2 separate regions of the Homo sapiens genome follow, and region 2 is linked to region 1. A link is a loop called in an ENCODE intact Hi-C map of the cell type or tissue named here. Cell type or tissue: dorsolateral prefrontal cortex. All regions are shown on one strand. Each heading gives the region's core, and the rest is flanking DNA. Links, peaks and the distances in the headings are about the cores only.

What was found. Peaks named below come from ENCODE experiments on the same cell type or tissue, not always from the same donor. Only the 100,000 strongest peaks of a DNase experiment are listed, where the experiment ranks them.
Region 2: it touches region 1 in a loop (2.2-fold over the local background); 2 of 110 quality-filtered maps call a loop at or near these places.

Annotation. Positions count from the first base shown.
Region 1 is chr3:55,011,232-55,016,609 of GRCh38, reverse strand. All of the region lies in intron 34 of CACNA2D3 (calcium voltage-gated channel auxiliary subunit alpha2delta 3), which reads right to left. Among named protein-coding and RNA genes, the nearest start is that of LRTM1, 86 kb to the right of the region's middle. In dorsolateral prefrontal cortex, for the core only: a CTCF peak has its summit at 3,220 (motif pointing right); no DNase peak of the experiment used is centred there.
Region 2 is chr3:54,889,548-54,894,925 of GRCh38, reverse strand. CACNA2D3 (calcium voltage-gated channel auxiliary subunit alpha2delta 3) reads right to left here. Exons shown (of 38, transcript NM_018398.3): 25 at 3,476-3,571. CACNA2D3-AS1 (CACNA2D3 antisense RNA 1) reads left to right here. Exons shown (of 7, transcript NR_046666.1): 3 at 171-313. Among named protein-coding and RNA genes, the nearest start is that of CACNA2D3-AS1, 9.0 kb to the left of the region's middle. In dorsolateral prefrontal cortex, for the core only: a CTCF peak has its summit at 3,159 (motif pointing left); a DNase peak (open chromatin) is centred at 3,215; H3K27ac peaks cover 2,848 bases.

The DNA.
Region 1 (5,378 bases), core at 270-5,269:
CAGAGTGAAGCCTGCACGCACTTTTGCCCACCTACATGCATGCACACAGCCTTCATGAAATGCTAGTCATTAGCAAATGTTACCATCCACAGGCCAGGGGCTGGCTAGCTATGTAGTAGCTAAAAGCACCAATTCCAGGCAGTGAATCCTGCCACTGCTGTGTGACAGCAGGTAAGCTTTTAACCATTTTACATCTTAGTGTCCTCGTCTGCTAAATGGGAATAGCAGTACCAAGCTTGTGTGGTTGTTTGAGAATCAAATGAATTACATGGACAGTAGCTGGCACGCTGTGAGTGCTGCTTAAGTGTATGTTTTTACTACCACCATGACTCCTGCTGCACTCGTGCTATTTCATGGAGTCGGGCTTTTTGAACCATCACTTTTTGGTAGAAAAGGCAAGCAAATGGCTGCCTCTCTGACTCCTGACTACACTGATTGTACAGTGCTGGTAGTCATTCTCCAGAAAGGCCAGGTTTCAGACACTATCCCTCTGTCCCCAAGATGCTAGCTCATTGGAGGGAACATTAAATGCCTGCTGAATACAAGAATGACTCTCTTGAGTAGTGTTTTCAAACAAATAAAATAGAATAAAATGGACCAAAAAATGTGAGAACCTCTGTCCCTTACGACACATTTGTTTCTTGCCTTTCAGATGGAGGGTAAGGTGAATTTTAGGTGCTCCAGGCCCAACAGTAACAACACAGAAGAGGCACGTGGTGGGAACATCATTCTCTTCCCAAATCTTTTTCAGTGCGTCTGTTTTGTAAGAAGGACATCTTTGTTTGATAGCAGGGAGTTTCTAACACCTTTCTATCTTTTTCACTTCTTTCTCTCATTTGCTCTCCTCTCCTTTTAAGCTGAAGAGGCCAGACACAAAGCTCATAGGATCTGGCTACAATTTGGCAACACTTTTTATTTTCATGGTTCTGATTTTTACAACAGATTTCTCTGTATGGCAAGTCATTCTGGTTTTCAGTTTATAAAACTTTCTTTTCATATTTAAATTATTTGAATTTCAAAAAGTGAGTCCCTTGACATGAAATAAAGATTTAAGTATACAATAGCTTAGGTTATAAGTGGATGCGGCACAAGCATGCAGATGGAATATAAAAAACTAATGATGGCATAACAGCTACATTTATGAAGAAATTGCTGCGTTCCAGATGCTGTCCTGCTTAATATGAATTAATTAATTTAATAGTAAAACATGACAAAATTAAAAAATAAACTATGAGGTATGAACAGTTGTTATCTGTTTTGCAGATGGTGAATGGAGGAAAAAGAATGAGGGTAAATTGCCCAAATTCATCCACTGAGTATGTGGCAGAACCAAAATTTGACCTTGGGCTGTCTGGCTCCAGCATGTATATGTTTAACTGCTCTGTGAAGTTCAGCCAATGAAAAAAAATAAGAAAGGTCTTTGGGTCAGGCTGAGATAGGCAGCACACGTGATTTGAATAAGCCTGATAATTGCACCATCTCTAATTCTAATTGTCTGGGCCCAGTTACAATGGAATGAGTCCAATACTCTCAATGGTGAGACTCATTTGGCTCTGATCCTTTCTGGAGATGAAATTCTTTTTCCTTTGACAATTGTAGGGCACTCCATGCTGATATAGTGATAAACCGTTGGGTCTATTTGCAGCACGACTATTGGCTGGAAATTGCTTGATGTGCTTTTGGGAAACGTGAATTATCGTGTAAAGCCATGGCCACATTTAATTTAAATAACATGGCTAGAACTTACTTTGTCTAGAGTGCTATGGAAAACACCACATATATGTGCAGTTGCTACTATTTATCTATGGAATTTCAAACCAATAACTGAGGCTGCTTGCAATCTACCGGATACTGTTTTTGTTGTTGTTGTTGCTGTTGGAGACAGAGTCTCACTCTGTCACCCAGTCTGGAGTACAGTGCTGTGATCTCGGCTCACTGCAACCTCCGCCTCCTGGGTTCAAACGATTCTCCTACCTTAGCCTCCCAAGTAGCTGGGATTACAGGCACGCGCCATCATGCTTGGCTAGTTTTTTTGTATTTTTAGTAGAGATGGGGGTTGCACCATGTTGGCCAGGCTAGTCTCGAACTCCTGGCCTCAGTGATCCGCCCACCTTGGCTTCCCAAAGTGCTGGGATTACAGGCGTGAGCCACTGTGCCTAGCCATACTGGATACTGTTTTAACTCTTAGGCATTCAGAACTCACATCTTACAAAGCTGTAGGTATTCAAGGATCACTGAGCTCAGTTTGGCTGATTCCTTCTTTTACAAGAAGTGAAAAATGAGGTTCCAGAAGCAGACACTGCCTGCCGTGGGTCCCACAGAGAGTGACTCATCACAATCATCATTAACTCACACAGTAAACCACCACCACCTTCACCATCAATCTTCACTATGCACTTACTACATGCCAAACCCTGTGCCAGGCCCTTAGCATGGGCAGAATCTTCATCACCATAGAATAAACAAGCCCTTGCTACTGTCCCATTTTGCAGATGAAGAAACTAAAGCTCAGAAACGAAGACACGTGCCCAAGGTCACACTGCAGTGAGTGATGGGGTCCAGATGCGAGCCTGGCCCTCACATCCTGGAGCCCACACTGCTGTGCCTCCTATCCCAGTTACACCGATGTCACCATGACCTATCACCCACTCACAATGAAGCACCCAAGGGAGCGTCCGCACAACTGAATTTCTTTAATTTTCCCTTAGCAACAAATGTCCCTGATGAGAAAAACTGACTTGGGTTCACAGTAATTATGTGCAGACAATTGGGATTGAATAGATTTGCCATTTGAAAAGCCTTCCTCTTCTTTTGTTTCTGTGAATGCACCCCTGTTCACAACCGGGTGCCAGCAAGCTCTGTTCTCTTTGTGTAACTTCACCAAAATGATACCTTTGTGATAATCAAGCAGAAATGGGCTTCCACAGTCCCCTTCATTAAGGAAATGGAGCAGATAAACAGTGTAATTATGGATTCCATTTTTAGCTAAAACAAAGATGTATGTCTCAGCTCAGGGTCTTTATCTTTTGAGGGAATGGTAAATTTAGAATGAAGAAACCTTGCAAGCCAATAGCATATGGTGCCTGGAACATTTCCCTCCTTACGCTGGGTCTGGGATTTATATTTACATTTAATAAGATATCCCAATGACAGCAACCCTGTAGATGGACGAATTCACCTTTGCTTGTTTTCTTTTCTTCATCCATAAAATGGAAAAAGTCATATTGATGCCCAGCAGAGGGCTGTCAGCTGGAATGAGACAATTCCAGTGCAGTAGCTGCAGCTCTCGCTGTCGTCATTAGCTGAGGGAGGTCTTGGCTTAGGTCTGAGTCCACTGCCTCTTAGCTGTCTGACTTAGGTGCTTCAGAGAGGCTTGGTGGCAAATTCTAGCAGTCCCCACCCCTCAGGTATGTTGAACAGATCTGAAGATAATCTATGTGCCAGCTCTCTGGAAATGGCAAAGCACTTATGTATCAGCACACCATGCATCAATGATGCAATTATGTGACAAGGTCTCTCTGTAGTCTGTGGAAAGGAGGTCTCACAGTCTGGCAGTGGGAGTCAGAGGACATGCTGAAATGATCTATTTGGGGTCCTTTCTACAAAGCTCCTTAAGACAGAAAATAGAGAACTGAAGCACCATATTATTCCTTTCAGCTAAAAATTGGACCACTTTTGGTCCAGCTGGGGTGGGGGTGGTGAAATTGCAGAATGGGAGCCTTCACAAGTATCTCTCAACGTCATGGGTGCACAGACCATACCTGGCTCCCTTAGTCACTGTCCCCTACTCTGCACCCCTTGGTCTAGGCCACGGTTTCTCAACAGTGGCATTATCGATACTTTGAGTGGGATATTTCTTTGTTATGGGGGCTGTCTTGTGTTTTGCAGGATATTTAGCTGCATCCCTGGCCTCTACGCACCAGATTCTAATAAGAACCCTCCTCCCCCATGCTATGACAGCAAAAATGTCTCCAGCCATTCCCCTGGGAGGCAAAACTGCCCCCATTTGAAAACCACTGTTCTAGGCAAAGATCATAGTGAATGGCATTCAGTAAAAACTCTAGAATCCATAGGACCAAAATAACAGTATGACTAGATGTCTGTGGTGGCAGGTCACAAAGAAGGGAAACAGGTCAAGGCCAGGATGAGGGAAGTGGGAGTGAAAGCAGACATGAAGAGAAGGGAGCGTCTTCACTAGGTATGAAGAAGAATGCCAAAAAGAAAACCACTGAAAACAACAAGCCTGCTGCCTTCAGCCCTGTGCAAACTCCTAAGAAATAACCAGACATTTCGGTTAAAAAAAAAACCACCACCACCCAAAGCATGAGCGCCCACCCACCATGCATGGAGTACTTGCACAAGGGCTTGGCACGCATTGCTTAATTCACCTCTCACAACCATATTATGTCTATTGTTTCCTCTGTTGACAAATGGAACCAAAGTCCAGAGAGACCAAGTGACTTGCCCAGAACCTCACAGCAGGCAAGAAGCAGAGAAAGGCTACCCAGGGTGCCTAACCACTAGGTTCCAAAGCCGCTCCGGCCTCTCAGAGCTCACAGTCTGATTCAGAGGGAGAGGGGATTTGTCCCCAGGTCACTGGTGCCGCAGAGACAGCAGCCATTTAACCAACTTGCAACTCATTTTCCTGGGCTCTATTGATTTTATTTTTTTTAAATCTCATTTTTTTTCACTCCTATTAGTAAAATTGTGGAAAAGTGAGTCAAATAAGAAAAGCGAATGGTAAAAGATAACCAAGTGCGCATTTAGTAGGTTCTTCCTCATCTTTCTTTTTTCAAATCATGTGCAATTTTAACAAAAGCAAGTTGACACTACAGGTAAGATTTCCTTTCGGGGACATGATAGTCTTCTTTTCCTAACTCATATGTTGGTGTTTGTTTATTGACTCCCTATTTCCCATACCAACTACTGACCCTAATTAGCTCCATATCTCCTTCCTCCCACCATTTTATGTGTTTTTGTGTATATACGGTTTTGTTTCCTGGGTTTTGTCTTGTTTTGTTATAATTTCATGAGCATTTTTTTAATTTCATCAAAAAGTTTTCAGAAACAGAATCATTTTTCTTTCTGTGGATGGGTTGTAATTTATTGTAAAATGGTCTTTAGTGTTAGACATTTAAAGAGTTACCAGTATTTGCGATTATAAATTCCCTGGTGATGATCATCCTATCATAGAAACCTTTGTTCCCATCCAGGTTTATGTCCTCAGGCTGAATTTCTATAAGTGGGATTTGGGGCACTCACTGTCACTCAGAACTCAACCCAGCAGGGAGGAGCAAAATTGGGTCCCAGTCCTGGGGGTCACCAGACCAATGTGCATGTGTGTGGATGAAAGCAGCACACAGGGGCCCTGCTCCACT
Region 2 (5,378 bases), core at 297-5,296, 120 kb after region 1:
TGCAGAGATCCCCTGTGCTATCTAGAATGCTGGAGATCAGGACTTCCAGGCTCATCTTGGTAGACAAGCTCTTCTTTGTGCTGCTTGTATTCAGTGGTAATGTTTCCTAATCTAAAAGTCATCAGGCTTCAGGAATACTGAAATTTTAGCCTTTTCATTTCTTTCGCTAGACATGAAATTCTTCATAAACCTGACCTGGACGGTGTGAGGAGGAGCCTCTGTTGCCTGGCCCATGGCAGGATGCATTGCTACTCTCTACCCTGGGTCACAGGTGCAGCCACGACTGAGCAGAAGGTGTTCGCACTCCCAGCAGGTCTGTTCAGTGGTCATTACAGCTAAGAGGTGCCCTGTCTATGCAGCACAGGTTAATGATGCCCACAGGGGACCTTTTTCCAGAGTCATGGTAGATGAGATGGTGGCTTGGTTAGAAGGTATGAAGTGGTCCTCACTTAAGGCAGTGACATTCAGGCTTTGGGGGTGGCTGGCAATAGATCTGGAATGCTGCACATCTGGGTGTCCAGTGCCCTGCTGCCCGGGACAGTGCTGGCACCTAGGGCAGCCAGCAGGAGCCTGCAGCACTTGATCCCCATTAGCCCTGGTGTCACTGCGAAAGGACTGAGTTGCCGGGAAACCCTGGAGGCCTCTGCCAACTACTAGGCAGCAATTCTGGAGGAAACAGGAAGGAGCAACCTGATTTTACAGAATCCCAAAAATGTTCTTCAGGAAGAAAGATCCTTCTGGGTAAGGTGAAAGTCTCCTCCTGGATACTAGGAGCTATTGCAGTGGTGTGTCAGGCTGGTCTAGATTCTGGGAAGAACTGGGTGACTCTGAGTGAGTAATTGAGTCTCCGACCCCCATTTACTCATCTACAAAATGGGAACAATAAAAACGCTGCACTTTACCAGGGTTGTATCAGAATTACATAACACCATATGTGAAAGAGTGTTATGGACACTGAAAACAGGCTCTAACAAATATATGGGATTCTTAAAGCCCAAGAGCTCTTTTGTTCTTGGTGGTTGAAAGGGCAGGGGTAAAGTGGTCATCTTCTTAACTTAAGGCTGTACGCTGTGAAGGCTAACATCACTGGATGCTATATGCATGTGATGTGAGAAGTCGTACTGAAGGCACAGAATGTATTATAACTATTGGGGGTGACGGCCAAGTTTCAGTATAATCGACCTACTTCCAAATGCAGGTGGCGGGGGTATGGGATGAAATCTCAGTGTAGGAGACTGATGATAGTATGAGATAATTGCAGGGTAGCAACTTTATATTATCAAGTTCTCTGCCCAATACTTAAAGCTCTGCCTTTCATGCCCTAGTCAAAAGCAAAAACTAAACCAAAAGTCAGAAATGCTAAAAACTTTCTAAGCCTGGCTTAGAGAGTGTATCCAAATAGCTGGATCTTGACAAATACCATTTGATGGGAGGGGATAGGCAGGTAAGACCCTAAGACAATAGATGTCAAGGTGCCTCTATATGAAGCAATGACAGGAGTTTCTTGAAGACAGATTTCATCCATTCAAATTGTCAATGAGTACCCACTCTGTGGGTCACGTAATGCCACAAAGAATAGAACACACAGTTGTAGGAATTTTTAGCTTCCCAAAGAAATTTTCCATCCATAAAAAAAAAAAGAGTTTTTTTGAGACAGAGTCTCACTCTGTTGCCCAGGCTGGAGTGCAGTGACACAATCTCAGCTCACTACAGCCTTCACCTCCCGGGTTCAAGTGATTCTCCTACCTCAGCCTCCTGAGTAGCTGGGATTACAGGTGTGTGCCACCATGCCCGGCTAATTTTTGTATTTTTAGTAAAGACAGGGTTTCACCATGTTGACCAGGCTGGTCTCAAACTCCTGACCTCAAGTGATCTGCCTGCCTTGGCCTCCCAAAGTTCTGGGATTACAGGCATGAGTCACTGTGCCCAGCTCATCCATAATTTTTTTTGATCTTCACAGTAACCAAAAGAGATCATCGCTCTCACTTTTCAGGAGGACAGAATGAAGATACCCAAGTGAGATAAGCCAGGTACACCTCCCAGCATCCTTACTGTGGTCCTTTGTCTTTTAAATCCATCACAATAACACAGTTATCAGACCAGCAAGGTGTCATGTTTTATTGTTACTGTTTTGCAGCTTTGCTTGTTTCAGTCTCAATGCCAGCAGCAGACTTTCTCAATGAGTATTAGAAAATGAATTCCCTTGTCTCCCCTTGCCTATCTGGATCCTAACAGGAGAAGGCAATGTGTATCTCAGCACCTCTAGTCCTTCCCAGGAACTCGCCCTCTGGAAAAACAATTGTCTGGGGGAAAAACGCTTAAAAAAGTCGTTAAAAATCAAGTTGCAACTATAATCAAACTTCATAGATGATAAATGTGAGTATCAAGAAGGTCAAAGTCCTGGAACAGAATTCAAAGCCAATCTCTTAAAATACCTAAACATTGATTGATCTGTCATTTACCAGACTTGGTTTTGTAAGGTTATATGGTGGGTGTCAGGGCCTCACCTAGCAGAGGCAAACAGCACTGTCAAGCTCCAAGGAAGCACCGCCTCCTTGGACCCCTGATGAGCCAATCCCTCTCAAATTGGCAGCTACTCTGTGGCTTGGTTATTCACCTCCAGGTACCCTGAAGGTTGGGGGTATAATGTTCTGTGGTAACCTCTGAACTCACACACACACACTTGCAAACCACTCTCTAACTTTCTGAATCTTGGGACCCATTTGTCCATGTCTTAACAATCGCTCTTGCTTCAGAGAAAAGAAATAGAAAAAACTTATTAACAGACTCAGAAAAGACTTCACAGTCTACCTACTAGCCCTGGTGAAACACCAGTTTGATGAGTTAAGGGCCCGTGGTTCTCTGAAGATGCAGGGGCTTAGCATCTGGGTACTAGACCTGGAAACTCTCTGCCCACCATCTATCCACGTCTCTTTGGAAGTCCAAGGAGACACTGTCAAACCCCAGCATCCCCAGAGGGCCCACTCCTGGGTGTGGAGCTCTGCAGCCCCTCAGGCTAAGCACAGAGGCAGAGGTTTATTAGTAAAATGTAAACAAACAGGACTTGGAACAGTGACTTTTGTACAGGCAGGAATTCCTCAGCATAGCTGCAGAACAGCTGAACACCCTGAAGCCATTTGTTACGAGATGAGTGTTTCCTCCCTCTGGCGGCTCCCCCAGCAGCCGCACCACCTCCCAGAGTTCTGAAATGACTCATCAGGGCGGGAGAGGACTCCAGGACAGTGGACAGAAGCCAACAAGCCTGAGGAACAAAGGGTGGTGGAAGGGCTAACAGGCAGGTGAAAGCACATGCTGGGGCCCGCATGGTAGAACAGAGAGGAAAAATCTCAATAGGCCTGGGGTGGCCTAAATTATGTTTCTACCAGTAGTGGAATCAAGAAATGAAATAAGCTTCCCTTTGAATGTTCCATTTCAGAAGCTCCCTGGGCCCCTGTAGAGGATCCCTCCTACTTACTGATTGGTGAGCTGCTCAGCCCCGACAAACAGGTTGATTCTGGAGAGGCCCGTGCGAGTGCCGAGGAAGGCAACCTCCACGCCCTTGTCAGAATTTCTGAAACAGAACAACAGACGTCAGGGGGAGGCCTCTAGACAGTAAGCAGATAATACATTGCATTTTAAGACTCACAGAATGTTTTTACCAAATAGCAGTTTTGAAACTTAAACTTTAAAAGAAGATACAGAAACACACACACACACACACACACACACACACACACACACACACGAGCACAGATTGCCAACTTGTATCCCTTACAAAAGTTTTCAAAGTAATACTTGCAGGAAAAATGAAGAACTTCCTGCCAACAAAAGCAGCATGTGAAAAAAATCTACTTCCAACCATACACACATCTTTATTTCAAGGTTCTGGGTGCAAGTTCAAAGAGATCAGGCTAAGAATGGGAAGGACTAGCCAGTTAGGGCTTAGGACTCGCTTTTTGCATTAAAGCTACCAAGTTTATTCTTGGTCTTGAGATCATTTGTGGAATCTGCCATTAAAGCAGCTGAGCCATGGAACCAAGTTTGCAGCATCCCACAGCCTGGAATTCCACGTAGTTGGAATTGGTTTTGACATCCACACAGTTGTGGGGGCCCCAGCTTATCACTTCTACCAGACCACAGGCCTTATTCTCACCACCAACCCCAAAGAGATGTGTAAAGAAATGGCTTCTTCCAATAGCTCTGTAGGAGGCTACACATAGGAACTCTAAGAACGGCCTTGGCAAGGAAAACTAATGTAAAAATTCACTAAATATCATTTTGTTTCAACTTCCAAGGCAAATTCTATATGCTTGAGCGTGTTCTTTAGGAGATTTGCAAGGTATATTTCTCCTATGCAAAAAGCAAATGGCCTTTCTTCACAAACACATAATATTTTTTTTCTTTCTTTTTCTTTTTTTTTTTTTTTTTTTGAGACGGAGTCTGGCTCTGTCACCCAGGCTGGAGTGCAATGGCGCTATCTCGGCTCACTGCAAGCTCCGCCTCCCGGGTTCATGCCGTTCTCCTGCCTCAGCCCCCCGAGTAGCTGGGACTACAGGCGCCTACCACCACGCCTGGCTTATTTTTTGTATTTTTAGTAGAGACAGCGTTTCACTGTGTTAGCCAGGATGGTCTCGATCTCCTGCCATTGTGATCTGCCCACCTCGGCCTCCCAAAGTGCTGGGATTACAGGTGTGAGCCACCATGCCTGGTCCACAAACACATAATTTTATCCTACAATAAATGTATGAAGAGAACACCAATTCTTGAGCTTGTTTCTCTGTCCTAAATGCTACTAGTAATTTGATCCAAAGTATTCTCCACGTTATCTTCAAAGTAAGGTCATTTGGTTACTTGATCTTTGATGAAAGTCAAAATGGTGGATGCTACCTTTAAGTATTTAAGGGCTGAATAAAAACCAAAACAATGCATTTCTGCTTGTAGCCTACACCAAATTGGAAAGCCAGGCTGTCCAATCAGTTACAGATGGTGGACTACAAAGCAAGTTACCATTTTGGAAATCTTTAGTATGTGTTAGGAATGAATCAGCAACCTTTGCTCAAGATTTTGAGTTTCATGAGAGCCGAAAAGAAACACTACAAGGTTTACTAGAGAAAGAAACCCCAGGAAAGGCTCAATTCGTTGCCAGCTTCCCAGGAAATAAGATCCATGCCATGAAGGCAAGCAGTTCAAAGACACCCCTAATAATGAAAATGGCAGTCTCTCTGGGGCTCCAGATTTGCATACTAAACAGCCTACCTGACATCTCCATTTGGGAGACTTTCAGTCATTTTCAGCTCACGATGTCTAGAAGAGAGACTGGCCATGCCCAGCCCTAAACCTGATCCTCCCCCAGTGTCTCTCGTGTTAGCAAATAGCAC